Regions from separate parts of the Mus musculus genome. Here all the other regions are linked to region 1. A link is a loop called in an ENCODE intact Hi-C map of the cell type or tissue named here. Cell type or tissue: heart. All regions are shown on one strand.

The links. Peaks named below come from ENCODE experiments on the same cell type or tissue, not always from the same donor. Only the 100,000 strongest peaks of a DNase experiment are listed, where the experiment ranks them.
Region 2: it touches region 1 in a loop (2.4-fold over the local background); 3 of 42 quality-filtered maps call a loop at or near these places.
Region 3: a loop joins it to region 1, with 2.9 times the contacts of the local background. A loop is called at or near these places in 10 of 42 quality-filtered maps.
Region 4: it touches region 1 in a loop (8-fold over the local background); 41 of 42 quality-filtered maps call a loop at or near these places.
Region 5: it touches region 1 in a loop (3-fold over the local background); 19 of 42 quality-filtered maps call a loop at or near these places.

The regions. Positions count from the first base shown.
Region 1 is chr13:51,842,325-51,847,324 of GRCm38, reverse strand. Gadd45g (growth arrest and DNA-damage-inducible 45 gamma) reads right to left here and starts at 650. Exons shown (of 4, transcript NM_011817.2): 1 at 493-650. The coding sequence starts at 545. In heart, CTCF peaks have their summits at 698, 1,462, 1,664 (motif pointing left) and 2,486; DNase peaks (open chromatin) are centred at 44, 774, 1,564, 4,334 and 3 weaker places; H3K4me3 peaks cover 3,636 bases; H3K27ac peaks cover 3,661 bases; H3K27me3 peaks cover 407 bases.
Region 2 is chr13:52,135,520-52,140,519 of GRCm38, reverse strand. No RefSeq gene overlaps it. Among named protein-coding and RNA genes, the nearest start is that of 4921525O09Rik, 41 kb to the right of the region's middle. In heart, a CTCF peak has its summit at 2,610 (motif pointing right); no DNase peak of the experiment used is centred here.
Region 3 is chr13:52,022,463-52,027,462 of GRCm38, reverse strand. No RefSeq gene overlaps it. Among named protein-coding and RNA genes, the nearest start is that of Gm40948, 59 kb to the left of the region's middle. In heart, no CTCF peak of the experiment used is centred here; DNase peaks (open chromatin) are centred at 1,872, 2,522 and 2,992; H3K4me3 peaks cover 396 bases; H3K27ac peaks cover 2,140 bases.
Region 4 is chr13:52,220,912-52,225,911 of GRCm38, reverse strand. Gm33041 (a long non-coding RNA gene) reads right to left here and starts at 3,044. Exons shown (of 4, transcript XR_382371.3): 1 at 2,952-3,044; 2 at 2,701-2,791; 3 at 1,419-1,640. In heart, a CTCF peak has its summit at 2,000 (motif pointing right); DNase peaks (open chromatin) are centred at 2,401, 3,341 and 3,431; H3K27ac peaks cover 1,771 bases.
Region 5 is chr13:52,086,314-52,091,313 of GRCm38, reverse strand. No RefSeq gene overlaps it. Among named protein-coding and RNA genes, the nearest start is that of Gm40948, 5.2 kb to the right of the region's middle. In heart, a CTCF peak has its summit at 2,828; a DNase peak (open chromatin) is centred at 2,793; H3K27ac peaks cover 676 bases.

The sequences.
Region 1 (5,000 bases):
GGACCAGCACGGGGACGCGACGGAGAGATCCCTGCCCTGACCTCCAAGTCCCAGCTGGCCCCTTAGCCTAGACCTGCCTGGCGCCAGCATTCCTGCCTCCCAACTCCAACCTGGCGCCCACACACCAGGATCCCCAGTCCCGACCTGGCGCCCACACACCCGGATCCCCAGTCCCGACCTGACGCCCACACCTCTGGCACCCTAGTCATGATCTGGCGCCCTCATTCCCCATCACCCAGTCTCGACCTGGCGCCTGCACTCCCAGTTCCCTACTTCTGATCTGGCGCCCGTATATCAGGCTCCCCAACTACGATCAGGTGCTGGCACCCCAAACTCTAGCTCTAGACACGAATCGAATGCAGTAATTCTGGTCCCGCGCCTCGGCACCTCACAGCCAGACAGTGCACGGCTCCCACCCTGCAAACTTCTATCCTAGAGGACCCTGTAAGACCACTACCAGACAAGGCCAACTCTCGGCACCCCAAAACCCACCTGGCTGTGCTTTCCGGAACTGTATCCTGGCCACGGACTTCTTCCAGAGTCATTGTGCGATCCACGAACAGCAAGTTATCCAAAAGAGTGCGGAGGGAACCCGAGCGCAGGTAAAGATTCCCAGAGTCCGATGCGCGCCCACCACCAGCGAGTGCGCCAGGCTGGGCCGGGAGAGCCCTTTTATAGACAGGCTCGGCGCGCCGCCGCCAGCTGGCGGGAGGCTGCACTCCCATTGGCCAGCGCCCGCTTTCTGATGCAAATGAGGCGGCAGGCCTGCGGCTCGTGCCAGAAGGCCACGTGGGGAGGGGTGCGGGGGATGACACAGCCTCAAATCTGCCGCTTTTGTCAGGGTGTTACCAGGCAGACTGGAGCCTGCAGATTTCATCTCGCCTTTCTTTTTTTGTAAGTCCTTAAAAGGAAAAAGTTTAAAAAAAAAGTACGTTGTTTGCTGATACGATACTGGAATTTGTAGAATGCACACTTGGAGAATGTAAAAGCCCCCTCTTTTTTTTTTTTTTTTTGCTCTTTTTTTTTTTTTTTTTTTTGCGACCTTTCTAATTTTTCCTCAATTTTCAGTTTGAAGTTTATAGGGTTGTTACATCGAAACCGAAACTTAAAGTCAAAGGTTTGCAACTGCAGCTGACATTAGGCCTAGGCTGCCACTAGGGACTCAGGACTCTGCGCCTTTCGGGGTCGCGGCTGCAAGGTCTAAGCCCTCCCATCCCCCACCCCTACCCCTAGCAGATCGCTGTGGGACGCGGGCAGCAGGGACCAGCAGATTGCTGCCGGCACACGCGGCTCGTTTGCATTTCTATACGGGGCACACAAAAGAGGAGGTCTGGCGTGTGGCAGTTCGCGGTGGGGACAATCGACGCTTTCTCTTTCATAGCAACACTGTCCACCTGCCGCCGGTGGGGTGGGCCGAGCCCCGTCGGGAGCCGGGGTCGCGGGGTTGCCCGGCGCGTGGGGGTCGGAGCAGCGTGCCGCTCCCCCGCCACTGGGTGCGCACCTCTTAGGCTTATTCTGACTGCTGGGATTCTGATGCACGCGTGCTAAGCTCGAGAGTGAGCTGTACACCAAGGCTACTGTGCCCCAAACCCCAGAGGTTCCGGGGTTCAGACTCCGGGAACTCGGCTGTTCCACATTGTTTTTCCCAGGGCGCCGCCTACCGGCCGACCTAGAAAAATCCAGATCCTCTCATCCACCCACCAAATATTGCCTCGCGTTGACCTCTCAGGGGGGTTTGAGCTGGGACACCCCAAGCACCGAGAACCCTGTGCTATTATGCGCATCATTTAGAATCAGGGTAACGCCTGCACCGGGCGCCCGGGCCTGGAGACCGAAAGGAGCCTGCCACCCAGGACCAAGAATCCGTTTGTCTTATGAGAATTTGAAATATTTCAACTACTTAAAAATGTTTCTTCAAGAGGTTCTTTTCTGATAACGTAATAAAATTAGAAGTGATCTTGAGAGCTTTCTGAACTTATCGTTTGTCCCGTGGGACCTGCACATCAGGCTTCCAGACTGCTCGCCCGCAGAACACGACACTGTGGGCGTCTGCGTCTCTCTGTGCTAACACAGAAAAGTGTGCTAGGGGACTTCTGGAGATTCTTGAGTGAAGCCTGGGAGACTGGATAGGGCAAAGGGCGTTCATGAAGCTTGCCAGACTGAGGCAAAACTCACACACACCCACACACCCACCCACACACACACACACACACAGACACACACACACACAGACACAGAGAGAGAGAGAGAGAGAGAGAGAGAGAGAGAGAGAAGAGAGAGAGAGAGAGAGAGAGAGAGAGAGAGAGAGAGAGAGAGTGGATTTTCTCCTTTCTACTGGAGCGTTCTCCAGGTGGGTGGTGAATATAGATCATTCAGTGTTAATTTTTGAACTCCTTAAAGGACGTTTTTGCTGCAAGGGGAAGCTGCTTGTTTGCCAACGCCAAAGGCTAGGCGAGGGGCCGGCGTTTTGCGCCTCCCAGAGGCTGCATTGAGAACTGCAGGTGTCGGCCCTGTGGTTCCTCTGCAAGGTCTCTCAGATTCTTAACACCCCTTCCTACTAAAATACGTTTTAAGTGATGGAAACAGGGTTTCTCATCCTGGCTGTCCTGGAACTCACTCTGTAGACCAGGCTGGCCTCGAACTCAAAAATTCACCTGCCTCTGCCTCTGCCTCTGCCTCTGCCTCTGCCTCTGCCTCTGCCTCTGCCTCTGCCTCTGCCTCTGCCTCTGCCTCTGCCTCTGCCTCTGCCTCTGCCTCTGCCTCTGCCTCCCAAGTGCTGGGATAAAAGTCGTGTGCCACCACTGCCCGGCCAGTTTTATTACTTCTTAATTCCCATTGGTTTCAGATCCCAAGGAAACGTCGGAAATAATAATCCATTTGATGTCTTGGCGCACACCCGCTACTTCCACTTATAGCTAGAAAAGTGCTCACTTACCAAGTTGCAGGAAATGACACCCCCCCGCGCACCCCATCCTCCGGCCTGTCCCCCACAGGAAGGTCTGTACAGGTTAGCGCAGGCTTAAGTACTAGCATTTCCAGACCTCGCCCTCAGCCAGTCTGGGTCAGAAGGGATGATTGACAGACCCCGAAGCTAGTCTACTCTGCTGGCATTTTCAAAGTATTCCATTACAGGAAACCCTCCTCTCTGCCTTAAGCTTAGGGCCTCACACAACTTTACCTAGCTAAGTCCTAGTGGTCCCAAAGTCCCCATCTCAATTAGGAAAGAAAGGTTAGGGCCGGGCCCAACGTCACAGGCAGTATTGCTAAACCCCATATTATCCGGTGGCTACACTCTTACTACATCCCTAAACCTTAATAATACAGGGGACAGTGAGTCTACTAAAGCGGAAGTTTCACATATACTTCACTTTTGAAACCCTTTAGAGGTGGGGATATAGCTCGGTAGGTAGAACGGATGCATACAGAGTGTGCATCAAGACCGGCTTTATAAACCATGCATAGTAAGTAGTGCACACTTGGAATCCAAGGATATCCTTGAACTCAACACTAGCACTAGCTGGGTATACCTTGGGCCCTACCTCAAAATCGAATTAAAAGAAATGCATAAAACCTAGAATCCCAGCTACTTGGAAGGCTGAGCAAGGAGGACTCTTATGTCTAAAGGCTAGCCTGGGCCAACCGGAGAGACAGTCCCCAATCCCAGCAAATTCTCTCGGTGAACTTCTCCATGACTTTGTCTGCTAGGAGGGGGTCCTGAGGAAAGCTTGCATCATTTGAAGGAAGATGGAGTCGGTCCCCAGGGCAATAATCTCTGTGAAGCATTCCCTCCACCCTGCATTTGGAGTGTGCACAGAGAATGATCTTAAACAGCAGGCATATGCCTCGAGCCCCCTAAGCCAGCCCCTGGGACAGCTAGACCAAGGCTGCAAGACCAAAGCAGGCTGAGGAGCCCAGCCCCATGCAGGTGGAGTTCCCTGGGCTGTCTTAGGAAAAGCCAAATTCATTGACACTTTTTCAATGAAAAAAAGGAAAATGTGGACTCTTGCCTTCTCTTGGTTAGTTAGCCTTATCAATGCTTTTCAAGACAAGGCAAGTCTTTGGATGTTTCCAGAAGAACGTCCCTTCCCCCGCCCCAGACCTGCTAATGATGGGTCTGTGGCCCATGATGACGGTGAATTTTGTTAAAGAAGAAATAAAAATCTTTATGCAAGACCTAAACCTCAGCAGAGGCAGCGTGCCGGCATTTAAAGGCTCCACCAGCCCTTTCCACCCCTGCCCTGTCCTCAGAGCCTTGCCGGGGTGAAATACTGATCTACAGGGGGGGCATTTCACTGGACAGCCGAGACAGGAAACAGGAAACAAAAAGGGAAGGCTTTTCGCAGCAAGCCGGACATCCGTGGTGAGAGCTTTCTGGAAGGCGAGATTATTCTTGGCTGTGCACTTGCAGGGCATGGGGGAGACAGAAGCGATGGCAGAGCCTTGGCTGCCCCCGGAGGGATGCAAATCATTCCTGCATTCCTACTTTCCCTTTCGACAGTAAGGAAGGATTTGGAGCAACAGTCAGCTGCAGTGCAGCCCTACACCGGAACACAAATGTGTGCACCCTAGTGGAAACACCCCCTCCCCAAGTCACAGGTGTTCCCTCTTCCTGGTCAGACCCTGTGCCAGAACCTTCTGAGCCTCAAGCTCCTCACCTAGGGACTGAACTTTGCCCTACATGCACGAACCATCTTTGTCCTTTGTTCACTCCCAAGGGAGTTTCTTCTGCTACTTTTCTTTCTTTTTCTCTTTTCTTGAGGAGAGTGGGTGGGGGCTCTGGTTGGTACTTAATTAGATTTTAAGAGGAAAAAAAAAACAACTTTGAGTGGCAAGCAGGGAAAGCCTGGCAGCTGCAGGGAGGAGGGAGGTGGGGAGGAGGGAAGTGGGGAGGAGGAAGAGCGAGCCATTCTTTTTCAATTAGAGATCAGGAAAGAAGGCTGGCTCAGCTGCAGGGGGAAAAAACTGGAGCAGCTGCAGGACGCAGGAGAGAGGGTGAGAAG
Region 2 (5,000 bases), 290 kb before region 1:
TCACAATAGCCAGGAAATGGAGCCAGCCTAGATGCCCGTCAACTGATTACGGATTGATGACTAATAAGCAGAGAGGATGTTCTCACAGTCCTCAAGGTTGATTGTCTCATCCAAAATTGTCCTTGACCTTCCCTGTCACACAGGTGCTCGAAGAAATGATGTCATTTATGTAAATCTACATCTAGACTCGTGCTGGTAAGTCCAGAGTGCGTCTTTTCACTTGTGTGTATCCTTACTGCTTTTGTTCTCTCTCTCTCTCTCTCTGTGTGTGTGTGTGTGTGTGTGTGTATATGTGTGTGCCTGTGCCTGTCTCTCTGACTCTGTCTCTCTGCCTTTCACACACACACACACACACACACACACACACACACACGCACACACACGCACACACACGCACAGCTTTTGTATATTGTGCATATGTGTTTGTGTGTGTGCCTGTGCATGCAGAGGCCAGAAGACCACCTCAGGTGTCAGTCCTCAGTACTCGGCCATCTTGTGTCTTGAGACAGTGTCTCTCACTGGGAACTGAGGACCCCCTTTTGACCTAGGCCATTGTCCAGGGAGCTGCTGGAATCTACACGGCTGTACCTCCCCAGCAGAAATGCACCTACACAGCCTTTAGGTGTGTGCTGGGGATCCAGTCCAGGTCTTCACAGCTGCATGGAAGGCAGCTTGCCTGCTCGACTAGGCTGTCTTCCCAGCCTCCATTCTCATATTTAACACATCTACCTAGCTCTTCACCTTACTCACGGCTCATTTGGTTTTTAAACTTAAAAATAAACGTAGGGCTGAAGAGATCAGCGTTTAAACGTGCTTGTTTCTCTCATCGAAACGGAACTCAAAAACTCAACTCTGTGACTTCAAAGCATGATCAAGCTTTTTTTTTTTTTTAAAAAAGAAGTCATATCTTAACTAGTCTCTTCAGGTGCTCACTACACGCACAAGAGGAACTCTGCGTTCTTAATCTTTCTCAAAACCCTGAGCATCTGTCTCCAGGGTGTGTCGAGCCCGAGGCATCAGAAGATGGAAGATGAGTGAGTTTTGGTTTCGGGGCAGAAAACAGATGCAGACAGATACCTGCTGGGAATGTCCCCAGGGATTAGGGGCGTCCGAGCTTGTATTGTCAGGAAATCCTAGGCAGTGAGGGAGGGTGATTCAGAAGCAGAGAAAGCCACTGGGGGGCGGTGCCTTTGATTTCTGGGAGATATTCTGGAAAGTGTCAGCTGTCTCTGCTTTGGGGAGTGGCAGACTACCTCAAAAGGATCAGCTGCTGCGGTGGATGGGTGTCAGGAGAGAACATGATTGGTTGATGGAAGGGGGTACTCTTCAGAAGTATAGCTGTAAAATGACAGAAAAAAATGAAGTCACTGAGAGAGCCCATGCTGAGCACAAGCTGGTTTCAGTGGGTGATGGTAGAGGATTTGTTTTACAGCTTCAAGTGAAACAGGGAAACTTACCTCTCATTAAGGTATTTTCTTTCTCTCCTCTGAGACAGGGTCTCTTGCTATGTAGCCTTGGATAATCTTGAACCTGTAACCCTGCCTCAGGCCTCCCATTGCTGGGATGACTGGTGTGCACCAGGGTGCTGTAAGCTATTCAAATATCTTCACCTCCCTCACTATAAAGATTGTGGTCTTGGGGCCAGTGCCTTCTCTCGTGTTTACTTCACTCATTAGATTTGTCTTATGAAAATGCCGGGGCAGAATGTCATCTGTGTACTCTTCCTGGGACCTGCCTGAGTACCCATCCAAGTCTGGTTTGATGACTCAGTAAGTTTAATTGGGATTGCTTACAAGAACACGGGGGAGGGGTTACTTCCAGAACCTTGGAGAGCTTACAAGTGGCTATACCACTGAAGAAAAGATTTCTCCTAGTGGTGATTATATTTTCTGATATTCACAGAGAGGAGTGGGGCCTCGTGAACCCCTCTGCGCTGGTAAAACACTGATGGGCCCAGCTCAATTCAAAGGCAGACCATGTCTTGCTCAGAGGACAGTATTCCACAGCATTCTTGTTCACATGGAGTAACTTTTATTGCTCTGGGCACCAGACCAGAAAGGTCTGATCCTTTCAGAGTACTGCCTACTGGAGAAGTGTGGCCCATCAAACAAAACCACTTAATCGTGTTGAGTGATGCTTTGTAGTGAAAGGCTACCTGAGGGCCCAAGCTGAGTGAGATCTTACAGAAGGCCATAATGAGGGAGGACCCGGACTTGACAGTGGTGGGAGTCCTGAGAGGGGGTGAAGAGAACACTGGATGTGTTACCAGGCTCAGGGAGCACAGATGTGCCCCAATAAGCCATATTTGGCCCATCTCCCTTAATAAGCCAATTAAAGGAGCTAAATTAATATAGAAAAGTAGATAGAGGAGATGTATTCAGTGTGGCAACACCAGGAAGAGGGGGAAAGAGATTCAAGTCCCACAAGTCAGTCTTTGATGTCCTGAAACAGGAGAAAGGTAGAAACAGGCAGAAAAAGATGTGGATCAGTGAACAGACCCAGTAGGGTGATCTCCTGCCCACTGTTGTCTGAGTTCTAAGTCTCTCCAGAAAGTCATCCCGTATGGTGGAAACAAGGTCCTCTTCTTGCTGAGCTCAGGACTTCAGCCATTTCTCTTTCCAGCAGGGGGCTCCTGGAGAAATACCAACCTGGGGGTGAGGAGGTGGGGCATCCATCTTTTCAGTAGTCTGATAGCCAAAGAGGGAGCCCAGGTGTCTGGTTATATTTCTGCAGTTTCCATCTCTTCCTCCTTCTGTTTTCATCAACAGTGGATGAAGTAATGGTGCAAATCATGGAAGCTGTAAAAGAACATCTAATACAGAGTCCCCGTGCCGAGCAGATTCTGAGGGTCTGGTGGAGCTGGCCACTGCTTACACCTGCAGGCATAAGGAGCCACAAAAAGGGCTCTGGAGTGAGAGTGCATTCTGCCACTATGGGTACATGTAGTATGAGATGAACTAAGCTCCGTGGAATCTGCACACGTTTGTGTAAGCTATACCCTCCAAACGCAAGGCTGCTGAGAACATCAAACACTAATGAGAACAAAAGGGGGAGCATCGTCTTCAGCTCTTACTTCCCTTCTGCCTCCATGTATCTCATCTCCCACCCACTGGTTTACTCCCAACATCTGCGTCAAGTGCAACCCTGTTTGCCGGATCTAGCTGCACGGCCAGACTCATTCCCCTTTATTTCATGCTGGGACCTCTTCAGGAATCACCTTCACAGCCTTCCTGCTTCTCTCCTGTCCTTCAAACTGTCCGTTCCTAGTGCCTCCGTCAAAATACTTTTAGACATAATGACTGTCTTGCCACACCCTGATTTAAAGCCTCCCAAAGTTGCCTTCTCAACTCCCAAGTCATTCCCCCCTCCTTCCAGATCCTGATGCTCAGGCCACATTGGCTTCCTCTTCTATTCCAGGGGACTGTCTCTAATGAGAAGCCCCTCCCCATTCTAAACACATTCACATATCTGTCTCCCGCCTTAGCAAACCCTGACATTCACTCAATGTCACTGTCTGTGACCCCCTCCCTATATACCTGTCACTGGTCTGGCCTTTCCTCTAGTCGCCTGTCTGAATCTCACACTCCTTCATTACTTGGCTGAAACATTCAAGGACACACCACAAATGAAAGGCTCACATCATATCACCTCCTCTTGGGTAACTATCTCCAACCTTCAGGCATTTCCAGGCACACAGTAGAGGGATGCATACAGGATAGGCCACCCACTTCCATGTCACCCTCTCTGGCTGCAGTAATGCTACACATGTAGGCCTGAGTGGATACAGGACATGAAGGCACTTTATGTCTAAGAGCTGAGTGGACTGAGCCAAAGTTTTGTCCAAAAACCCATTTAAACATCCTAAATGAAGAACCCAAAGGTGGAACCAGCTCCGTCACTCTGTGTTCAGACAGAAAAATAGTCCCTCAGGACCACAAAACACTGCTCTTTAAAAAGCAAAAGGATGCTGGCACACAATCCCAATGGATCTCAGGCCAATTCTGAAACAAGCTGGCAACAAACCCACCAGTCCTATAGGGTCCAACTTATATAAGGGTCCTGTGTACAAAGAGGCAGCCAGGGGCACCAGAGAGAAAAGGAATGCTAAGTGAGCTCAGTTTCTGTTTGTTGCATCTTAAGAAAGTTCTAGAGGTCTGGAGAGATGGCTTACACAGTTAAGAGCACTGACTGCTTTTCCAAAAGTCCTGAGTTCAATTCCCAGCAACCACATGGTAGCTCACAACATCTATAATGGGATCCGATGTCCTCTTTTGGTGTGCCTGAAGACAGCGACAGTGTACTCGTATCAATAAATGAATAAATCTTTTTTTAAAAAAGAGAAAGTTCTAGAGGTGGATGCATGGAATGAGACTGTCCTCGACACTACCTGGTCACACGAGATAGCAAATGTCAAGTCAGATAGAATTTATCACAGTAAAAACTAAGAGGTCACTTCCTGAGTGACACAGGAAGATGCTCTGCGTATATCATGAAGGTCTGTCCCATGAGCTGCAGAAGGCAGATCAGAGGAGGGTCTTGACTTTTGTCTCAATTTCCATTTGGTTTTTTTTTTCTGTTTTGTTGTTTTTGTTTTTGTTTTTGTTTTTGTTTTTGTGACAGGGTTTCTCTGTATAGCCCTGGCTGTCCTGGAACTCACGCTGTAGACCAGGCTGGCCTTGAACTCAGAAATCTGCCTGCCTCTGCCTCCTGATGTTGGTTAGCTGACTACAAATTTCAATGGTTTTCTTTTATGGAAGGGTCACTCATAGAGCCACGACCTTACAGGTTAATTCTGGAGATGAAGGGAGTCAGGATGGCAGAGTACAAACTCTTTTCCTTCCCCTGCCTCAGAACAGAAGTTGGTCCAACAGAGCATCCACAGCATGGATAAGGTTCCGAGCCTCAAGATGCCTCTGTGGTCACATATACTATGTTGTCCTTGAGCAACAACTCAGGGCCTCTTGCCCTTGTAGAGGGAAACTAGTGCTCAAAGCTTGTTA
Region 3 (5,000 bases), 180 kb before region 1:
CGGCCTCATTCCCCAGCAGCTGCCTGCGAGAAGAAACATGGTCTCTTTGAAGCTGCAAGGCACCCAGGCCCTGCAACTGTGTAAAGGTACAGCTGAGCAGGACAGAAAAGTCATGGCTGGGGAGGGTGGGGGGGAGAGGGGTTCGTGGCAGGGGGCGGGGCTTATTCACAGCTCTAGGACAATCTGTCCGGAAGCCACAGGCTAATGTGGCAGATGCCTAGGGCACCGCCTTGGCCATGGAAAGCAGATGTGCTTCTAGTTTTGATCCTGAGAACACAGAAAAGAAATGCTAAAAAAAAGCATCATTTGAGCATCTGTGGAGGTCCTGCATCTGTTTCTCTCCAGAGGCTGCTAGCTCCACCATTGGCATTATTGTTGTTGTTTTCCACAAAGGTAAGTAAGCCCTCGCTGATTTCCCAGACAGTTGTAACAAATAATCACAGAGCTAAATAAAACAGAAAGCTGTGCCAATGGGCTGCGATGATGGCTCAGTCAAGTGCTTGGGTACAAGGCTCGGCACCTGACTGTGATCCCCATGTACAAACCTGGGCAGTGGTGGCACGTGCTGGTAATCCCAACTCAGGGGAGGCGGGGACAAGAAGATCCTTGGGGGGGGGGGGGTCACTGGACTGCCAGCTTGCCCCATTTAGCTCAATGGAAAATGAGAACTCCTGTCTCAAAAAAACACAAAATAGATGACACTTCAGAAACAATGTTCTAAGTTGATCTTTGATCTGCAGACACATAGACACACATGCGTACACACAAAGAAAAATAAAATAAATAAGAAGAATGAGGTGCCCACGAACCCACTTCCTTCCACCTTGGAACCCACTTTCTGCCATTTGGAGCCCACTTCCTGCCACCTTGAAGCTCACTTGCCACCTTGGAGCCCACTTCCTGCCACCTTAAAGCCCACTTCCTGCCACCTTAGAGCCCACTTCCTGCCATTTGGAGCTCACTTCCTGCCACGTAGGAGCCTACTTCCGGTCAGTGTGGTGCCTGTGGTGGTGTTCTCATACCCCAAATGCCTCCCCAGAGGTTGGAAGATTAGCTATTCCGTGGCTCTGAATTTGTCACCTTCTGTCAACCCCGTTTATACTCATGGGTCAGGAATTCAGTCGCACAAAAGTGGCTTCTGATTCCTCGAAAGATGGCTGTTGGGGTCCCATAAAAGGCACACATTGGCCCTCTCCACCACAGCATATCCCGACAGCCTCAAAGATGCTGTGTAGCTATGGTGATGGAGCAGCCTTCCCTACTTTCAGAGGACATAGAAATGCATCTCCACAGAATGACTGTCTTTAAGAAACGATCTCCCACAGTGATGGACAAGCAGGATCCAGTGCCCCGCCCACCAACACAGCCCTGTCCACCAACACAGCTTAACTGCAGTACTTGTCTGTCTCTTCTTGCTTTCTCTCCCATGGCCACTCTTAAGTGAAGGTCACACTCTTGAGATGACCCTGCCCAGGAAAGAACATCTCCCCTCTGCAATCTCCTGAGGTTGCTTTCATGTTTTCTGTAAGATTCACATCCAGATTCTTTTAAAGGGAGAGAATTCACTCATGCTTTCAAGGTGGCCTCTGAATTATTGCTGAATACCCTCTCTGCTAACAGCTGCTGGCAGTATGATAGGATTCCTTCTCGGGGCATGCAGTAGGCAATTGCTAGCATATTGCTTCACCATGCACAAAGTCTATCCTGTGGAGATGCCCATCAACTGTCCAGCTGCCTGCTTTGCAAGTCCCTGCCATATGGCATTCCGCCCTGGGTAACTGACTCTACAGTCATACCATGTGGCCAAAGCCACTCCCCTGGACCACACTCAGTCTGGCCAGACACTCCAACAGTCACTGTGCTGGCAGGCTGTGCATCAGGTGCGTGGTCCGCAGTGATCTCAGCCTGAGCCACCCCTATGTGAGGTCCCATGCATGACAAGTGTGGCTCAGCAGTTCCCCGAGCACCAGGCCCAGGTGACGAGGCTTTTCTGTCTACCCACTAATTGCCATTTTCTCTGAGCTCTGTCTGGCCGCAACTCCAAAATTCCATTCTAACAGACTGCATCGTGTCCCCAAGCAAGGAGTCATCCCTCACTGTCTGCAGTGTTTGAGATCGGGTAACACAGACACATAGATCAAGGCTCTTCACAGTCCTCTGTAAGTGGTGAGGTCAGAGCCTGCTGCTCGGCTGCTGGTCCGTGGACCTTTGTATTGTGTGGTGTAGACAGCCACAGGTGGTGCATGGGACGAGACTCTGGGCTAGCAAATGCTCACAAGATTTTCCTTTCCTGGGTCTTCAGAAGTCTGCAAGACCCAAGGCTGACAGCACAAGCCCAAGAAACGATGGATGACTTCTTCCTGGCTGATTTCTACTTGCCTCAGAGAGCCCCACGTGGGCTGTGGGGCCGCCGGCTGTGGGGCTGCCGGCTGCGGGAACCACCCAGCAAGCATTAATCAGCGCTGCAGATTGCCCTCCAAGGACACACTGTACTACAAGGAGAGAGCTTTGAACTTCAGCTGCCACAGCTGGGGGGAACTTGATAGTGGGAAGTAATAAAGAGCCATCGGAGGGAGGTCGTTGGCTGAGGGTAGGGGTGCTCCCTGGGAGACGGAAACGGAAACGGAAGCACCGGCATCTAGCCATTTTTGTTTTGTTTGTTTTGTTTCTGCCTGCATCACCAGCTTTTTAGATGGGCAGAAAGCAGAGATCTGAGGACAGGAATCCAGGCCCAGACTATATAGTAAAGAAAGCACTCTGCTCCACAGAGGACTTTGAGCCATGACAGGCTGCTCTCTCTCGGGAAGGGGCACTCTACTCTGAGGGACACTCTACTCAGAAAGGGGCCTTCTGAGGCTGGACAGCAAGGAGGGAACTTGTGGAATTCCCAAGGTTCACCTGACTCAGCTCCTTGGAGAGGCCTCCGAGGGAACAAGTCATTGAATTGAAGCCTGTGGTCTGCTGAGCTCTTGGAGGCTTTGGGCCAGCTGGCACTCTGCATTGTGGGTGTGGCCTTCACAAAGCCATGTCTTCCTAAGTGCTAGGGCAGGGGCAAACAGCAGCAAGCCCTGCCTTCCTCTTTCCCCAAAAGTAGTCCATAAAGAGATAAGGCAAAGCAAAGGTGGGTGAAGAAGTTCTGGGGCCGAGAAGGGCAGCCCACACAGGAAGGCAGCTCTGCAGGAAGAAAGGAGACTCTAGTAGGTACGGTCATCTCCGTGATGAACTGAGAAACAAGTAATACAAGTTCCTGGCCCTAAACACCAGCAACTCACAGAAGCCTCTGGGACATCTCTGTGTATTTATTATCAATATGAACCTTTTGAACCTTGACAGACTCAAAGTAAGTCTACAAGAGCTATTTTAAAGGACACACTATGTGACCGCAACCCCTCATACAAGGTGTGTCTTCTTAGTCAGGATCCCACGACATCTGGGTCAACGAAGAACATGCCAAGGACCTAGGGAGACGGCTCAGTCAGTAAAGTCCCTACCTCACAAGCGTAAGGCTCTGGGTTTGGTGCTCAGATGCTATGTAGAAAGCAGGGCTTGGTGGTCCATGCCTATAATCCCACCACCAAGAAGGCTGAGACAGATGAGTCCCTGAGGTTCGCTGAACAACCAGATTAGCCTAACAGGGAAGTTCCAGGTCTATCAGAGATCCCTGGGAGACGGAAAGGGAAGCGCTGGCATCTAGTCCTCAAAAGTGGAGGAATGACACCCAAGGTTGACCTCTAGCCTCTGTGTGTACTCATGCATGTGTGTACACACATGCACACAAACACACACACACACACACACACCAGAGAGGCGTTGGCTTCATGGGCATTCAGCAAAGGATTTATGCTTTAAAGGTGCCTCTGTTTCAGATGCCAGTTTGGAACTCAGGGCTCCTCAGGCCACCTGCACTTGTGACAAGCTGACTGCAAGGTCAAGTTCTTACACTGTCCCCAGCCTGGTCATGACACAAAATGCAGGGAGCACCGTGCAACCCTCATAGTCTGTCATGCAGGGCACAACCCAAATGAAGTCTCAGAGTCTCAGAGCGTGTTGCAGGAAATATTAAAGAAAAGAACCTGCCAACTCTCTGGGGCTGGCCCCCACACCAGATGATCACACTCGGTCGCACTTGCATGGTCTCTTGGCCCACCAACTCTCTGGCCCTGCAAGGTCACAGGGCTTCTGCCAGGCCAGTTCTAGGATGGGTGTGTGTGTGTGTGTGTGTGCATGTTCCTCTCGCTTCCATGCATTGCCCCACACACCCCTGGTTAGCCATCTCAATACCTAATTACCCAGTAGATTTAAGACTCTTAAGCTTATAGTTAAACAATTAGATTTATGTACTAATAATATCACATTTTACAAGATACCAATACAATAATTTCAGAGCCAGTTGGTAATGCTAAAACTTGTAACTCAATTATTCTAACCTTTAGATAACACCATGTCAGCCTCCATTCTCATTCTTCTCCCTCCTCCCTCCTGGGACCTCTCTCTCTGTCTCCCCAACTTCTAGCTCCACCTCCCTTTTCCTGTCCAATCACAGGCCTGCCACCGCCCTAATGTGATTGGACAGAGAAAACCCTGCAACAAGAAAGTCTCAAATATGAACCCTCTGGGCCACTGGGATTTGTCACCTTCCTAGGTGACCAACCCAGGAAGCTAACCTAAGTGCCCTATGTCCAATTTCCCCTGGAATCTCACATGAACCCATAGTTAACTGGATCAATGGCTGTGTTGAACACATCTCTACCCACCCCACCCCCTTCTATCCTCTTGCATAATCCCCAAGGGCAGACTGAGAACCTCAATGTTCTAACTTTCAACCACCATGTTGAAAACATTCTGGCATGTCTGTTCCTTTTCTTCTCATCAGAAGCTGACCCTGCCACCGTGTTTGCGAGCCTCCAGAACCACGAGCCAATATCAGCCTTTTCACTTACAAATTACCCAACCTGGAGCATTGTTTTACAGCACCGGAACACTAAGTGACGAATAGGGAA
Region 4 (5,000 bases), 380 kb before region 1:
TAGCTTGCTCTCGGGAATCCCTTGTCTCTGCCCTTCCAAGAGCTAGAATTGCAGATGGGCCGTGTTCACCTAGCATTTGGGGGAGTTCTGGGAATTCAAACTCTAGTCCTCAAACTCGTATGGCAAGCACTGAGCCATCTCCACAGCCCCTCGGGACCATATGCTTGGGCCTTGAGGGAAAACAGATTCGGATTCATGTCTGCAGGGCATAATGCTAGGAAAGTCCGTGTGGCCCTCTCCCTTCTGGTTCAAAATGACATCAGCTAGAACTGCTACTAAGGAAAAAGATACACAAGGGGGTACTCGCCCATCAAGAGCATGGCACGAGTTTATGATGCTAAGAATTTAGAATCATCTGTCTGCAAACATGCAAGATCCTTTAAAAAAATCATACCAAGTGTACTGGCTAGTTTTGTGTCAACTTGACACAGCTGGAGCTGTGAGAGAAAGGAGCTTCAGTTGAGGAAATGCCTCCATGAGATCCAACTGTAAAGCATTTTCTCAATTAGTGATCAAGGGGGAAAGGCCCCTTGTGGGTGGGACCATCTCAGGGCTGGTAGTCTTGGTTCCATAAGAAAGCAGGCTGAGCAAGCCAGGTGAGGCAAGCCAGTAAGTAACATCCCTCCATGGCCTCTGCATCAGCTCCTGCTTCCTGACCTGCTTGAGTTCCAGTCCTGACTTCCTTGGTGATGAACAGCAGTATGGAAGTGTAAGCCGAATAAACCCTTTCCTCCCCAACTTGCTTCTTGGTCATGATGTTTGTGCAGGAATAGAAACCCTGACTAAGACACCAAGGGAACTCTGAGATTATCCAATAAAGCAGAGGGCCAACCCCAAAGGACCCCCAGCTGTGCCTCCATGTTCTCTTGTTCCCTCAGAAATTCAGACATGATACTGGTCTTATACATTCATATTGAAGTGTTGTGAACGTGTGTGTGTGTGTGTGTGTGTGTGTGTGTGTGTGTGTGAGAGAGAGAGAGAGAGAGAGAGAGAGAGAGAGAGAGAGAAAGAGAGAGAGAGAGAGAGGTCAACATCAGATGTGATTCCTCTGAACACTGCTCACCCTCTTGAGGGGTACAAAGACAGGCTTTCCCACTGGCCTAAACTCTCTGATTCAGCTAGGTTGGCTTTCTGAACCGAGAGACACAGGTCTGTCTCCCAGCACTAGGACTTTAAGGGTTCACCAACCTGCCTGGCTTTTTAACTAAGCATTGCCCACCCCCCACGCCCGCCCCACAGCCAGGGACCGTGCATATTAACCATACAAAGTAGCACAGAAAAGGACACAGGAACTTGCCTCTAATTCCCAAAGCGTGGAGCCTGCCAGAGACAAATGGCGAAGGCTGTTTGAAGGCTGTTTTAAAGCTAATCTGCTTGCCCCTGTGTTTTTGAGTTGTTCATTTGAAATGTGCAATTACCTGTCATCATGGGAGAATCTCAACATGGAAACACTCAACAGGAGCCGAGGCAAAAGAAACCTAAGAAAGCACAGATCTTAGACATCAAACAGACAGTAATTCTCCTGGTCCTCCTGTACAGTCTTACATGCCACCCGTGAGTAAACAAGGCTCTGCCTGTCACTCTGTCATTTGTGACACACGCAGTCCTCTTGATTTAGAAGTCTTCAAAGCAACAGTGTCCTACCACAAAAAAAAAAAAAAAAAAAGTAACAAAGATCACAAGTAACATTCCCAAAGTGTCTCTCTAAATCCCTTCTCTGAGCCTTCAATTAAAGGAGAGGGCCGTCTGGATGGCCGAGGCTGCAAGTTCAGCATGCGGTCATGGGGTGAGAGCAAGGCGCGCGCGTGCGCGCACACACACACACACACACCTACCTGTACACACTTATAACCTGTGATTTATAGAGTTTAAGAAACTGGAAGAAACATCCTATTAAATAAAGGTTGTGTGAGGTATGTCAAAATACAACACAATCTTTTCCCTAAATGGAACCTTCTGGTTCTTTGGGCTTTAAAAGATAAGCAGTTGCCCTTTGTCCAAGATTTTGACAATTTTGAACCTGCTCATCCACATTTAAACCTCTGGGGGGCAGTAGAGGTTCACAGTTGAAATGATACTCTGTGTGTGTGTGTGTGTGTGTGTGTGTGTGTGTGTGTGTGCTTGTGTGTGTTCATTAAGGTGTGTGTGTGTGTCCACATGTCTGCGGTGTCTATGTGTGTGCACCCGAACATGTGTGCACATGTGTATTTATATATGTGTGCATGCACACAAGTGTGTCTGTGGTGTGTTCACAGGGTGATATACCTAGCAGTATGTAAGTATGATGCATTACAGATGTCCTCATGTGTGCTTGTGTGTGGAGCAAAGGTGGGTCAGGTGGTGGATGGCCTCAGAGCTGCAAGCAGCCTGTGAGCTGAGCTGACAGAGCTCAGGAGAGCCAGAAAGATCATGGCTTCTAGCCAGTGCCATGTTGGCCAGAGCCAGATGCCTTGCAGCAAGGCAGTCTAAACAGCAGAACCCAGGAAAGTGCTCTCTGGAGCTCACTGGAATGCGCTTTTCATCCAGGGACACTTTCTTGGGGAGCAGGGGAGAGGTGGTGGGCTGGGAGTTTTTCCTTACCCCCTTCTATTGGCCCGCCAAGGAGAACTGTGTCTTCTATCTCTGAGACCACAGATCCTCCAGCTGTTTGCAGGGGAGAGATAACTGACCTTAGGCTGAGATCTTGTGAGGGCCACCTACCCTGGGCAGAACAATGCAACAGCAGCAGAGCCGCCCCCAAGCGGCCTCTCTCTTGGAGACTGTGGATGTTGATTGCTTTGTTGAGCTTCTTCTGAGAAGACAATGGGGAAAAGAAATCGGGCTTTAATCCTTTCGTCTGGACCATCTGATAAGAAGGTCCAGGAAAGGGGCTGATAAAGAAGTTTGCAGATTACAATGAACAGAAGAGAGAGAGAGTCCAGGCAGCCCCAGGTGCTGACTTCTGTGCGGACCTGTGGAGCCCCTCCTTCATTCCTCTGCAAGGCCAGACTGCACTGCCGACTTGGAGAGCCGGAGGAGAATTAAACGAGACACTCAGGGTGTCTGGGAAGGCTTTGTACTCTAAAGTGTGGGTGTGTTTCTACTGCTGATATTGGCAATGCCTGACAAGGCTTCCTGCTTTGGCCTCCTTCACTGAGAGACCAGCTCAAGCTTCTGTTCACTCCCTTTAATGGTCCTGGGGAGCTCAGACTACACCCAGGCTCTGGACAACTTGGCCAGTCCTCAGATAAAGGACTGCAGGAAACTTAGGAGAGCTTAGCCCTGGAGCTCTGGTCCCACCCAGTCTCACCCAGTGGCCTCTCTTGTTCACAGGAGTTCATTGGCAGCCTCAGGCTGCTAGCTGGGTCCTAGGGCCTTTCTGAAGGTGAGACAAGGCGATCAACCCCAGCCCTGACAGCTGGGCGTCAACACTTGCAGTAAGGGATAGGAACACAGAGAAACTTGCCCTGGGGTGGCCCCTGAGTCCTATTCCTACTCGTTTATTTATTTGGAACCAGGGAGACAGCGTGAGCTGGGGCGCACTGTTCCCACAGTGGCCTTTGACCTTGGAACAACCTGCTGCTGCCAGAGTCTCTGTAGCTCAGCCCTGAGACATGGGAGTATCCCTTTGCAGGCTGGAAAAAAATGGGGGTGGGGGGATCACCTTGACTGTGCAAGGCCTCTTGGTGCTTGGATGCTCCTGGTGAACTTGACCTCTGTCCTTAATTATTTGCGTCATGACCACACATATCCAGTTTCTTCTCACCCAGGCTCGGCCTCCAGTGAGAGCTTCCTGTTTGTTTAAACGCACGGAACAATTCCTACTAAGCTCCACAGTTCTATTTTAAGTGAAAAAGATTTTCCCAAGCCAGCAAAAGCAGCTCCACTTCTCCTATCATCTCCCCAAAGGCGGCCAAAGTACCCAAGACTTATCCAAGGTAGCCAGGAAGATTTCTTAAGAGAGGCAGCTGTTCGCAGAGACTGTTTTCAAGGAGCATCCAAACCTGATCTGGAATATTCCATTGTGCAATGGAGAGTGTGTTATCTTCCCCAAAGTGCTATTTCCAAGGATGAGCCAGTTTAAGCAAGACATAGAGTCCTCACTGCTCAGCCCACATGGTTCAAGAGTCTCTGGACCGGCCAGACTTCCCAACCATGCCAGCTATAAGGAAGACAACAGGCGAGCTGTCCTGTGATGGAGGAGGGGGAGTAGGTGGCTGCACAGCTGAGATGCATGCAGGTCTCCACATCTTCAGACAAATCATATTATCATATCAACATAAATGCTGAACGCACACATGTGCGAGCGCACGCGCACGCACACACACACACACACACACACACACACACACACACGATTCTTTCCTTCCTCCTATTCTGCCTTTATTTACTTAACCATGTTGGGTCCATCCCAAAGAACTATGTGTTGGGCTGAGGAAGGAGTCTGTTACACAAGCATGAAGATCTGAGTTAGATCCTCTAAATTCACATTTAAAAAGCCAGATGTAGAGCCAGATGTAGGGTGTATAACCCCAGTACTAGGGAGACAGAGACAGTAAACCTCTGGGATTTAATGGCCGTTCATCCCAACCAACTTGATGGGCATCAGACCAGTGAGAGAGCCTTCCTCAGTGAAAAGGTGCATCCATTTCTCTAGCAGTGGTTCTTCAGGGGTGCTGGTGGAGTAGGTTTATCTCTGTGGGTCCCATCTTGCCTCTGAGGACTGTGGGAGGTAAACCAGGACAGGGTGGTTCTCGCTGAGATTTCACACACCTTCTCAGGGGAGTCTGAGTCCTTGCTGAATGGGAGGGAGGGTCCTTTCCATCCATGGGAACCCCTAATGGGGGTTAGAAACATATACATTTGAACATATTTTGCATTCAGTTATGTGCTGGCCTCAGAAAGAAGTGCAGAAAGAGGTAAGGACAAACTGCTGCTCCAACGGATGAGTCAGCTTTCAGTCACTGTGACAAAGCGCCTGAGGCTGCCTTATAAGAAGAAAGGTTGATGGAAGCTCATGG
Region 5 (5,000 bases), 240 kb before region 1:
GGAGTGGGAAAAGGCAACATGATACAGGCCCTTGGGATCCGGCTGTGTAGAGTGCCTTGCTGGGTGTCGGGCTTCAGGAAAGGGATCGCTGAAGCAGCTATATGAGAAGTGACACCTTAGGAAGAGATAGGACAAGACATCAATGGCACCCTAGGAAGGCATGCAGCAGGCATCCTATACTCGAGGGGATGGTCTCATGGACATTACTGCTGACATCCACAAAGAAGCCAGAGGCAGGAGCAGTAGAAAGGCCAGCAGGGTTTTACAGGATGGTGTCATTCTGCAGGTGACAGGACAACATCAAGAGGCATAAACAATGGGGGAGCAGGTATGAAATAAGTTGGTGGGTGGGCTAGCTGGTGGTCCAGACAGAATGCAGTTCCATTACCAAACTAGGGGTCACAGCCTGTGCCCTAAGAGAACAAGTTGGACCCTTCCCCGAGAATCCAATTAAAGCATCCAAATGAACAGGAGAGAGCAGAGAGGGGGGAGATGTGTTCAGTGAGGCCACATTGAGAAGAAGAACAAAGATCCAGTCACCCTGCCTCATGTCCATCCCTGAGGTTCTGAAATGAGATACAATTTTAAATAAAGGACCAAGACTGTGTACATCTGAGCAGTTCTGGTTAAGACATGGTCCTGCCCATCGTTAACTGACCATTGTCTGCACTTCAGTCTCATCCTGTAAGGCAGTCTGATAAGACAGAACTGTATGGAACCGCCAAGATGAAAGCTACCCACTAGTTGGCACCCTTTCCCTCTCACAGAACGAGATTCTGAGGGAAATTCCCATCTCTTTGGGATCTATGATAATCAGACTGAAAGATACAAGTGTCTTTCTACAGAGCTTTCTATTTTTCCACACAGTTTACAGTAACTGATGAAGCTTGGATGGTGATGCTGAAGGAAGGAAGACATGGCAGACAGGACTAGAAAACGGTGTGGGATTAAAGCAACAGAACCAAGGAGGATCAGGAGACAGAGGATGCCGTGCGCAACAAGTCATGACTAATGTCAAGAAGGTTAATGGAATCATTGGAGCTCTGGGTTTTAATGACAGGTTCCCTGAGCCCACAACACAGCATGCCTGTCACAGAAGTGATCAGTTTTCACAGAAGAGACAGATCATCTCCTCATAAGACCAACATGGTTTCAAATGCTGAGGACGGGGTCGGGGTTATTATGGGATAAAGACATAGAGGCCTGAGGTAAGGGTGAGGAGAATCACTGTGGATCAGTGGTCAGCACACTCCAAGTCAAGGCTTATGGCTTTTTACTGGGTTCGGGCAGCATCTATGGCTTGGAGGGTGTAGTTTGGGGACACCCCAATGTTGAAAGGTTACCCATTAGACATTTGTACGAGTCTACAGACTTTGCCCGATGGTCAGAATCTTGAGAGCCCTGAGTCCCTGAAGAACAATTAGGTAACCCTAACTGCCACGTCCCGATTGGCTAGAGCAGTTACCTATGGCAAAGCTAACAGAAGGCTATCACATAACAGTGTGACCTCTAGAAGTCGATGTTAGGGACCCCTGAAGCCACATGTTTACTTCCCTGGGTTTCCAGGGTGATCTTAGAGCCAGGGCAGCAGGATGAGGCTGAACCTCACTGGGAAAATGCCGGTTCCACCCTCTATGACCGTACAATCACCCAGTGTGACCACAGACACAGTGTGACCACAGATGATCTTACGATGAAGTGACTGGAAAGAACAAGGTTGGGGGCAGAAAGAGGCTCCAAAGGCATCACGAGGTACACATGAAAGCCACCAATGCTAAGAGAGACTGGAAACCCTTCCAAGCCATGGGCTACACCCAGAGCAGAGAATGCTGGCAAGAGGCCCCGTGACCTCCAGATACCACACGGGCTGTGCACGATGCAAACCATCCACATAGGAGAAGCAGGCACTGTACAAATGGCCTGCAAAGGATCAGGACTCTCTGAGCCCGGGGCCATTATGCTCCTCGTCTTTGCCAGCCCTCTGGCTCACTTCCATTCTCAGGAGTGCATTTTTCTCTCTTAATAAACTCTATTTTTAATCACTCTCCATGGATCTCAGGTCTGACTGTTCCCGAACACAATCACCTGGAAATGGCAGCAGGTATCTTGTAAACACGATATCTTGATGTTTTAAATCCAAAAAAGAAAAAGAAGAAAAAACTCCAAACCCCAAACGGGAGAGGAGATGTTAGGTTAGGTTTTCACATTTGGGACATTACCTTATGAACTATGGCAAAATCTTTGCCTTCCTTGACAACCACTTCTGCATAGAGGAGCATGGCTAATGGCATAGCCCCAGGGATTCAGTCCTAGCACTATGGGAGCCAGGACACAGACAGACCCCACAACATTCAATCCTATCATTTTTCAGCAGGACATAGAAGTGCTTAGAGGCCATGTGACCTTGTTTAGCAGGTGACAGACTCGGAGAGGTTTAGTCCTGAGTTCATACCATTGGCAAGGGCATGCTAGTACCAAATTAAAAAAAAAAATGGAAAGAATTCTTTTCACGGATTGTATGAGATCTTCCCTGGATTAATCATTCTCAATTTTATTTCCTTATTTAGAAAAAAAAGTAGAATTTTTTTTTTCAAAAAAAAAATCCATGTATTTTCCAAACAGCCCTAGTTCAGGAACTTCCTTCACGAATTACTATTATTGTTATTTTTTTTATGCAAAGCCTGGAAAAACTCCACAGAGGAAAAGAGCAACCACACCCGGGGCTCCGTGGAAGGTCTGAGGTCATACTCTGAGAGATGCTGGAGAGGAGGGGGAGGGGAAGACGAGGGAGAATGGAGCGGGAGGGAACACTAATCTACCTCCTCCACCAGGAGTCCTAGATCAAGTGCAGAAGCTCAGAGATGCTGCTGAGGCGCAAGGGAGCCTGGCCTCTATCTGCAGTGTACAGTCTATAGACGGCTCAGCTGGAATTCTAAAATCCCAAGAGGCTGGCAGCGGAGATGGCTCAGTCATCACTGCTCCCAGATGCAGACCTGAGGACCTGGGTTTAATGCACAGGACTTGAGAAGGGGTGCATGCCTGACATCCCAGCGCTGCTGATGCAGAGACTGGAGGCTCCCGGGCTCATTCTGGCAGCCAGTCTAGCTAGATTGGTGACCTCCAAAGATAAGGTGGAGAGGGTCTGAGGAAGACACTTGACATCAATCTCTGACTTCCACGTATGCATACATGCATACGCTCACAAATGCTCACACGAAGCCCCAGGAGTCAAAGAATGCACAGTGGGCTGGGTGATGTCATAGGAAGCAAGTGTGCATCCTCCTGGTCCCTGGTTCCTGGCACACAGCTTTTGAAACCCTTGGAGTCTCCCAAGTGTCTTGCGTGTTAGTGGGGTGTTGGTAGCCTCAGAACTGGAGCTGGTCTCAGGAAAGCACAAGGAGGTACTAGAAGCCTCCATGTACTGCCTCCAGGGAGAGAAAAGACACTGAAGGCTGTGTTCATCGCCAGCGTCCACCTCACTCGTGTGCTGGAGCTTCCTTGGAATCACAGAGGGATATGGACCAAATACCTACCAGCCAGATAGCCACCCAAAAAAGCCACAAGAGCCTCTAACATTGTCCTGTTCATCTCTTTATCTATCATTTATATTATATATTATATAATTATATATAATATATTCAATAAACACACTAATATATTTATTAATATATTAATATTAAGAAAACATCAATAAATGTATTAAATACATTAATGTGTTTATTGTTGATACATTGGTATTAATATAGTAATATTAATTAATAGAGTAACAACATACTTATTAAATACATGATGTATTTATTATTGATATGTTGATATCAATTAATATTAATTAATACAGTATTAATATATTTATTATATACATTTATGCCTATTTGCCTGACTTCTCAGAGATGATGTAACAAGTATGTGGCCCCAGTATATCACGAGAGCTCAGGCTTGTCAGAAGCTGAAGTCAAAGGACATGAGGGTGTGGTGGGCACAGGAAGGGTCAGTGCTGGAGAGCGAGCCTCGGCCTTCTGGATGAGACTATCTCTACTAGATAATGTCAAAACAAGATCCAGTTAGAAGACACCCAGTTGGTGTCGTTGCTGCTGAACTGATGGTGTGGTGTGAGGGAGGGCCACTTAGCTGGTGTCTGTGAGTGAGTGGTGAGTGGCAATTCAGAATAGAGGAAAACAGTCCATAACTTGTCATCTGAGCACTGGAGAGGAAAGTGCAGGAGGGTCACGAGTTCAAAGCCAGCCTGGACTACACTGAGAGAAAGGAAGGAAATGAAGGCAGGAGAGGGGATGGGGGGAGGGGGAAAGGAGGGAGGAAGAAAAGAAGTAAAGGAAAGGAGGGAGGGGAAGAGGAGTGGAGGGGAGGGGAAGCAGAGAGGAGGGGGCAGGGGAGGGAAGGAGAGGAAGTGTGTGCTAGTGATGCATGATGGATGGCTGCGGCCCCTCAGAAAGAGTCCGACCCCAATGAAGGGATGTGGTCACAGTGATCACCCTTTCTTCAGTTGACTTGTGCCAAGCATGCAGGACGGATAACTAAGATCTGTGCCCTGCTCCTGGACTCAGACCCTTCTGTGGCCCTTACACTCTGTGTGCATGCATGTGATAGCCATGCCTCCGAGGGTCATACATCTTCCTACCCAACATCTTCCTGCCCTGACCGATCGATCGATCATATGTCCTCAAAGGCGGGGGGTTAAAGACGGCAGCTACAACTTCACTTGAGCAGTACAATATAAAACATCAGGGACATCTGGAGCAAGTGGCAGTGAGCCCTTCTTTCTGTCTTGTTTTGTTGTGGACACGAGGGCTTCTCATGCCATCCAGGCTGGCCTCAAACTTGCCATCCTCCTGCCTCCACCTCTCTGGTATTGGGAGGGCAAGTGTGAGACCTTGGCTGACCGTTTGATTGACAACCAGCCTCTCGAAGTTTCCCCGGATGGCGTGGTCTTTCTCACATGCAGCATCTTATTTGGGTGATTGTAACTGTTGGCACCATTTGCT